Linked DNA regions of Homo sapiens: region 2 is linked to region 1. Evidence: chromatin loops called from intact Hi-C (ENCODE). Cell type or tissue: endothelial cell of umbilical vein. All regions are shown on one strand. Links, peaks and the distances in the headings refer to the core of each region. The heading gives the core; the rest is flanking DNA.

Evidence for each region. A loop is a pair of places that touch in the nucleus more often than their neighbours do. Peaks named below come from ENCODE experiments on the same cell type or tissue, not always from the same donor. Only the 100,000 strongest peaks of a DNase experiment are listed, where the experiment ranks them.
Region 2: a loop joins it to region 1, with 2.5 times the contacts of the local background. A loop is called at or near these places in 1 of 110 quality-filtered maps.

What each region holds. Positions count from the first base shown.
Region 1 is chr5:125,548,105-125,552,503 of GRCh38, forward strand. All of the region lies in intron 3 of LINC02240 (long intergenic non-protein coding RNA 2240), which reads left to right. The region is part of intron 8 of LOC124901056 (a long non-coding RNA gene); the gene reads right to left. Among named protein-coding and RNA genes, the nearest start is that of LINC02240, 57 kb to the left of the region's middle. In endothelial cell of umbilical vein, for the core only: no CTCF peak of the experiment used is centred there; DNase peaks (open chromatin) are centred at 1,587 and 2,347; H3K27ac peaks cover 1,746 bases.
Region 2 is chr5:125,833,971-125,838,369 of GRCh38, forward strand. All of the region lies in intron 2 of LOC124901056 (a long non-coding RNA gene), which reads right to left. Among named protein-coding and RNA genes, the nearest start is that of LINC02240, 340 kb to the left of the region's middle. In endothelial cell of umbilical vein, for the core only: a CTCF peak has its summit at 1,780; a DNase peak (open chromatin) is centred at 1,781.

The DNA.
Region 1 (4,399 bases), core at 88-4,087:
TTTTAATAACATTTTTCCTGAGATTTTCTAATTTTTCGTTTATTTCAAAAGAATTTCTGATTGCTGTATTCTTTGGCTTGTAGCTCCTTTCTCCATATCAAAGCCATAAGTAGCATATCATCTTCAAATTCTCTTTGCTTCCATCATGACATAGTCTTCCCTTTTTAACACTGATCCTCCTACCTCCCTCTTATGAGGACCCTTGTGATTATATTGAGCCTCCCAAATAATTCATCATACTCTGCATCTCAAGATTCTTAATCACATCTGCAAAGTTTCTTTTGGCATGTAAGATAACACATCCCAGAGATTAGGATGTGGATATCTCTAGGGGCACATTATACAGCCTGTCTTATCACCTTTCAGAATTCTCCTCTGGTTGTCTCTTGTGTTGTCTCCAAGGATTATAGTTGCACTTAGGGGTGAGGAGCAGGAATAGATGAGTATACACCATTTTGCTTTGACTGGCAGCATGATATTTTTGTCTCTAGCTTTGTTATATATTCAAACTATATAACTACTTCCTTATTGTGTTTTTTAATTCAAGTCATTGGTCAAAATATTGAACAATACAAGGCCAATCACAGAGTCTTACAGAACAGTTTGGAAATGTTTCACTCTATTTTGGTCCTCTTGGGGTATGTCTGGAAATTTATGAACCCATTTGTTTATACCATCACCAAGTTAATCTTTTTCCATATTTTCTCTAAAATAAAATAAAAATTTAATAAAGGAGAAATTTTGCAGGATGCGCTGCTGAAATCACGAGTATGGTATTTTCTTGATAAATAGACTAGTTAACCCTATGAAAAATAAATTCTATTAGTTTTTTATTACACTTTTTTCAGTAGGCTGTAAACATCATTGTTTATCTAAATCACTCCAAGTTCTCTGCTTCATAAGACATTATAGAATTATGACAGAAATAATCAGATCACTGTTCTGAAATTTCCCAAATCCATCTATTTTCCCCTTTTGAAATTTTGGATCAGTACTCTGATTGCACCTTTGAAACTTCTACACTTTGATCCTGAACATTATTAATGACAGTTCTAACATCAGATCTGCAGATTCTTGCTTCCTTTTGGCATGTCATCCTTCTCAGACTGAAGTGAGATGTTAATTTTAAAAAACCAATTCTCTTTATTAATTTTACTTCCTGTCTTGGTATTGAAATTTCCTCTTTAAAAGCTATGTTTATCCTGCCACTCTTCAATTTTCAAAATAATTCTTACTACCTGAACTTTTCATCTATTTATTTACTCAACTTGTGTGACACACTTGATAGGTGACAGGCACTGTGCTAGCCCTAGGGAATATAAAGATTAATCAACTGATAATCTGGTAAGCTTTCCTGTCATCTGTTCATTGTGCCGTTTTCCCTGGGCAATGATCTTGGCCCTCCTTTGTTCACAGTCTGTCTCTGAACATGGCTTGCAAAGCCTTTTCCTTTCTTTAGCTGTTTCTGCAAGCCTCAGCCCTCTGTCCTCTAACCTTTCTGACACTGTTCTTCTAAGTCCAGGCTGTGCTTCTGTTTTCATTCCTGGCTCTGTGCCCCTCCTTCTACCTCTTCTACATGTCTTTTTATATTCCAAGCTTTTGAGAAAGCTTCCTGCACAGTTAAATCAGTTCCTTTAGAAGTCCTTTCTTTTCCATTTGAACAGAGATTGTATAAACTGAAGTTCATTTTTTCTACCACACCCCTTGAGCAATGTTCCCTTTTAAGGCTCATACAAAGGACGAAACTGCTGTATTTTTCCTTTAAGTACTTTTGAAATCTACTTTAAAAAAAAAATCTTAGTTCCATGTCTGGCTTAAGCAAGTATTTATTTTCTTCAAAATGGCAATCTCCACAGTACTTACCTATTTCTCATCATCAATACTTTTCCTTTTTAATCAGAATGAAGTTTACAGAAGCAGCATCTTTATTTCTTCATTTGTTTTTTAAAAGAAAAAAAAAGTCTTAGGTCCTATTTCTTCAGCACAATGAGATTCCCAGATGGCTGAAACTAATGATTTTTAACCTAATAATTTTTCATTTTTTTCTGCTGTTTATAGTAAAAATCATGTTTAATGACAATCTCGATCATTTTCTCTAAATGCCTTTTCTAAACAAAGACATAAAATCTATTCTTCTACCATTTCCCTTCCCTACATATTATAAAATTGCTGCGAATACAAAGAGTCATGTCTTTTCTTCTGGCTCTACTTACTACAACCCAGCTGTCTGCAGAGCTACCCACGGGGTTTATTATTTTTGGCTTAAATGCAAACCTCTAATTATTAGTATAAGCATAAGTTCTCCTTGCTGACAGTTTAAGATAAAGTAAATTGGAAGTGACATAAAAGGGTGTGTGTGTGTGTGTGTGTGTGTGTGTGTGAATGTGTGTCACCAAGATTCTTTCTTGCATCCTGAAAAGTCCCCTCTGGATGACCAACACCAGCAACCATTGTGAGTAACTCCATGCTGTTAAAAAGTGGGCATTCCCATTGATTTGTAAAAGTGACAGATACAGCATGTGATTGTAAATTAGCAATGTGAAGCTAGTCCCAAGGGATCTCCAAGCAGGTTCCCCCTACCTCCCACTCCCCAGTAATTATCTGGCTGCTTCTCAAGTATTTAAACATTTCCTCTGACTTGCTGCAGTGATTCCTATGGGCTTTGTTTTATCTCTTTATTCTCTCATTCTCCTTAATTTACAGTAATTCAAACAAAAAATATATTAAACATAGGAAATTATCTTTGCCTAATTGCTCTTATCTTCACCTTTATTAGCTCTGAGTAATTATTTTCTTTTTGGACACTGTTCATATCATAGTGGTCCTCTGACTTTAGTGTGCATAAAAATCACCCGGGATGGGCCGGGCACGGTGGCTCACGCCTGTAATCCCAGCACTTTGGGAGGCTGAGGCGGGAGGATCACGAGGTCAGGAGATTGAGACCATCCTGGCTAACACGGTGAAACCCTGTCTCTACTTCAAAAAAAATTAGCTGGGTGTGGTGGCGGGCACCTGTAGTCCCAGCTACTCAGGAGGCTGAGGCAGGAGAACAGCGTGAACCCGGGAGCGGAGGTTGCAGTGAGCCAAGGCCACACCACTGCACTCCAGCCTGGGGGACAGAGCAAGACTCCTCTCAAAAATAAATAAATAAAAATAAAAATAAAAATCACCTGGGGTGCTTATTAAAAATGCAGATTTCTAAGCTTCCACCCAGTGATTCTGATTCAGCAGGTCTGGCAAGCAAAGCAGCTGGTGTTTCTGTGTATTTCATGTGATCCCCAGGTGACCATTATGCAAGTGATCTGTGAACTCATTTGAGAAGCATTAGATTCAAATCTTAATCTCTTTTCAAGCTTAAATGATGTGTTTCTATTTTTATCTAGTTTACATTTTTCTTTGAAAACATTTGTAATAGTGATGATTGTCATCTTTAGCTTTGTAACTGTGGTTCAAACCATGTTGAAGCTAGCTCTGCTGAGGCCTGAAACATTCCACAGTGTCATAAGGAGGACACAGCATGTGAGAGGCCCAGAGCAACACTAATCCTAGGCTCTGCGGTTCATCTTCTGCCATTTTATGTCTGTGGTGGGGTCTGTTTGGAATGCATCTCAGCCCACCCTTGATAACAGCAACATTTCACTCTTGAGAGGTTCCTCATTTAAATATTTTAGATTAAATTAGATATTACCTTTACATAGTCATATTTTTGAAAAACAGCTGGTCAATATAAAATATTTAAATACTATTAACTTTATAAGGCAACTAATGCTATAGCACCTTAATCAAAAGCAAAATGCCATTTGATGAAATGGCATGACTTCGAAATGCGTAGAGACAAACTTTGGCCCAGACTAAATGTCAGCAGTAAAATACTTGGTAACGAAATGAGCAAGACCAAAGGTCGGGCTTCCATAAAAATCCTATTCTAGCTCCAACTTCATTTTAAATCACTTCAGATTATGTATAGTAAGTTGACTGTACTTTCAAGTGAGATATCCTTCCTGTCAATTTCAAGCTGGGTATTGCCTGTGAGACACAAATGTTTCTGGACTGGGAAGCTACACTTAGTGTCATTTTCCTCTTTCTCTTCTTTTCAGTTCATAAAAGTCTCCCTTGGTGACTAGATCTCTTTTTAGGAGAAAGTTCTGCAAAATAGCCTGAGATATTTTATAGAATAAATGAGTGACATGTGGTCTCATATGTGCTGGTTTGCCCAGGGAAATTCCAATTTATACCATGCTGTAGATAAACTATAACTGTTAAATATTTTTAGCCCCCATTTTATTCTCCAGCATGCCCAAATTTGGAATATAAATCACATGGCCACTCTACTTATGATCAATACATGGAAGTCTTTTACAGTTTCAAGTACTTCTAGCCTGGCAATGAAATGCTTATT
Region 2 (4,399 bases), core at 243-4,242, 290 kb after region 1:
ATTTTCTTCTGTCAAGCCTTTTTATAAGGGCACATAATCCCATTGATGAGGGGAGGACCTCTCATGACTTAATTACCTCTTAAAGACTTCACCCCTTAATGCCATCACATTGGCAATTAAGTATTAACACCTGAATTTTGAAGGAGAAACATTCAAACCACAGCAAGAGACAAAGACACAGACATACAAACATCAAATAACCAACTAATCGGGATAACCAAAAACTTCCATTTTTGAAAGAATAAGTTACCATTAGAAATGAACAGTGAAACAGGTTTCTGTAATCGAATATACTCAACTCTCTTCTCTAGGAAGAAGAGAATACCTATTTCTTTAAAAATAAAAGATAGGAAGAAAGGGAGAGAGGGAAGGGCAGGAGAAAAGAAGGGAAGGAAGAAAGAGAGAAATATTAACTGAACTTCATTTTTCTTATTTGGCTTTCTTCTAAGAGTCCAAACAAATGGAAAGCATTTCTGTTCAAAATGAGATTGCTTTTGTTCCTAACACTGATCAAGATTTTTGCTCTTTCTTCTTCTTTCTTTTTTTCCATCTCTTTTCAGGACGCCAACTCTGGGGCACCTCCCAGCTTTTGCTTGCTATGCTCAGACAACAACCTACACAAATCCACAGTTAGGCCAGCAGGCTGGACAGAGACTAAACTCCTACTCCAGCCACATGGTGGGATTTCTCAGTGCAGCCCCAGCCCAGCCTATCCAGGGCCTCTCAGGGTTACATTCTCTCAGATCGACAAAATTTGTTTCTAGGACTTTTATTGTTTTAATTCTCAACCGTCTCTTCTCTCAGCTTCCACACACAGTCACCTTGACGCATTGCTATTCTTTTCTAAACCCACCCTCGGAAGAAAGTGACAATAGAGTTTCCCAAGTTCCATGGGTAGAAGATTGGACAGAAGAAAAGGGAGCAGCCAGGACACTGCGGTAGATCCAGTTTAGCCTTTAAGGTCTGTGCAGCGTTCACACACAAAGGAAATGCGAGTCTCTTGCTACTTGCAGATGTTGCTCCCCTCGGGCACTTTGACCAAAAAAGAAAAAAAAAAAAATGGAAGAGATAAATAAGCGAAGAAGAACCTTTGTGGAGGGGAGGAAGTGAGGAAAGCCCTTTACATTTGTGTTCTCCACATACTCCATGGCAATTAATTCGGTTTCGTCCCAGGAAAAAGCTCTCAGTATAGCAAGCAACATGAAGCTTTGGGTGTTTTCTTTGTTCAAGGTTAACTTTTTGCAAGTCTGATTTCCCCCTGCTCACACAACTCTGCCACAGAGCTCTGGTAGGTAAAGCATTCCTGAGCAAAATAAAATGAAATAAAATAAAGCCTCTACTGTCTGCTCCCAAGCTTGTCTTATTGGCATTTTAAGGCAATATTCAACTCTCCTATAGACGTAATTTTCCATCAGTTATTCTGCCCCAGAGTAGAACACAAAGTGCAGAGAGAAGGAAAGAGACAGAGGCTGCCTGGAATCACCTCTATACTAATAATATCTATCAAGGTTCACTTGGGAGCGTCCCTTCCTCCTTAGGCTGCAAGGACTTTTTTTTTTCCTCCTTCTGCAAACCTGACATGCAGCCAAAAACTCCCAGTGAGGAGATATATTCATTTAACTGTGCAAAGGTCAGACAAAAATGTGGTAAGGGCATTTTATTTTTCAACGCATATTAATCTCGATTTTGCTCCCCTTCAGAGACTCTTAAAAAGCCGTGGGAGTCAGCTCAGCACCTCAATGCAGATTTCTGGCAAGCACCATTCAAGGATCTGTGGGCTGCAATGACACGGGTGGTCAAGGGCGGAATTACACAGCTCAGACCCGAGCCAGCTTCTTTGCTTTGACTGTTTTCCTCTTGCTGCGTCTCTTTGGTCTTCGGAAGGAAATCTGTTAGGTGGTTAATTTTAAGTGAAGGGCTACCTCTAGCATTAGCATGCCCAATACAAATGCTTCCAATAACAATTCTACAATTTGCCTCTGTGAAGCAATAAAAATTAATGAACACAAGAATGATGGGTGAATGTCCAGGAAGAATTTACTTTTGTTCTTTGTCAATTAATTAAAACGCACCCACACACACTTTGTTTATTTATTTTTTTATTTTTTTATTTTTTTTTTTACAGCCATGCTCTCTTCTTTTCTGGGAAAAGAGAACAAGGATGTATCATAATCTTTTTACCACATCTGGCTGTTGCATTTTCCTCTATTTTTCCAGCTCACCTAAGATTCAGCTTACGATATAGCTTCTAAACATATTATTTATTACTACCTCAATCATAGCCAAAACTTATATGTGTTTACCAAACAAATCCTATTACTATGTCTTACCTAGGTTTTGCTTATATTATGTAAAGGGTCCTTTCATTTAAAATCAGTTATTTCCTTTATTAAGAGCAGCAGGGAATTTGGTTGCACACTGCAGTGGTTAAATTGCCAAACCTGATTCAATCCAAAGAATCATCTCCGAACACTCCCAGTTGAGAATAAGCCTTGGGCAGAACTCCAATTTGTTGCAAAAAACTTTAGCATATAAAACGGTTATGAAAATATGACAACAGAAGATCCATTTCAGTACTGCTACAAAACAGTATGTTTCTGGTGTATTTTTGACCAAACATCCTCCCATGCCCCCATTTACTTCAATCAAGTACACCACCTCAGTGCTGGAGAGTGTAATAGGAACACTCTCATATTAAGATGCACACACATTTATGTGGCCATGAACATTCAAGATGTATTTGTAGAAGAATTCTGCTTCTATAAATTACATTCTCATAGAGAAAATGATAATCACTTTTAGTGCTTTGAGGTTATGCTATTTTCACATCAGATGTGAAGCTGCTTTTTGAAATCTTAGATAAAACTTTTAGATTAACAGCTACTGTGCACAGTTTAGCCCTAAGGCAAAGAAGGATGGAAAGATTAGGATTTCTTTCTTATTTAAATCTTACTGTTAAATCACATGGAGCCAGCTGAGTTCTTGGGGGGAAAAAGTCAGAAAATAGTAGAGTGAGAAAAGTAAGCACTTTAAATTGATAACTCTTCATACATTTCCCTAAACCTGCTTTTTATTAGACATTAAAAGTAGTTGGAATACATTTAATAAGTTGTTTTCGCTCTACTACTTGGAACACATTGAAGTCTTTCAAATGGTGGTTGAATCAAACATTCTGAAATGTTTTCCAGGGTGTATAATATAAAAAAAAATGCTTCTGAAATAAGATAAGGAATGTTTAACTATTATATATCACTTTATATAAATTATAGCTGATTATCAGCTATAATAATAAACATATATTGAGAAATTAGTTTTCTAAATTCTTGTCTTGTAAGAAGTAATGTAGAAAGGAAAAAATACCTAAGAGAGACTAATCTTTCCTAGTTAAAATCAATGGTTCACCGCATTACATAGAAAGCTTCCTTCCGTGTTCCCCAATCTACAGAAACAGAGAGCACTAAGTATAAGAGCTAGATTTGAGGTAAACAGTGAATTCCTTTTCAGATGACTCCCTTTATTGTTATTATATTTAAAAACATAAAGGGAGATGATGCTTGCCATCTTAGGTTATATTATATCTTTAAAAATGTTTATTTATTAATGCCTTTTAAAATTGAATTGTGAGACTTGATTCATGGTTTTCAGAAATAAGATATTTGTTTATGTGCATATAAGAAAAACTAAACATATTAAGAAATCTCCATGCATTGAAACAACTGGCTTATTTAATCTTGAGTTATTGCTGTTGGCTAAATATAATACCAGGTTGTTTTTCCTTAATTTTTAATATTGAATGAACTTGTTCAATAACTAAAATAGTAGGTGTATTTTGAACTATGCATCTGGAAATTTTTTATATTCATTCTCTATCCTCACGGAAGAGACCAGAAGCAATTTTAGTGTCCATAATTTTTGATGTAGCACAAAGGTTTTCCCCAATATTTCGCAGCAGAGCACTAAGATGCTTGACCTGCCTGAATCTGTCTCACTTGGCTAGAGATGGCCTGTCAAATCCATCAAATACTGATTGGAATAGATTACTGAGTTGATGGAGCACTGGGATTAGGCCCATCCTTCTGCAAGAGACTCCGTAATCATGATGAGAGGTTATTGTTGCCAAGGAACTCAAAAGAGACAAACCACACTGCATGCAAGGATCAACTAGAGCTTTTTGTAATGCAACAGACATTGAAAAATGATACAATTCATGACATGCGCCCCTAAGCCCAGTGAACATCAAAAAAAAATATGTTTAGCAGTCATAAAAGTACAACTGCAACATTTTAACAAAAGTAATAAATTTGGAAGGTTTCCAAGCCTTCCAAATAAATTTAATCTTTCCTTGAAGCTTAATGTTTCTATTTAATTGAAATGTAATGTTTTATTTTTTGCTCTTATA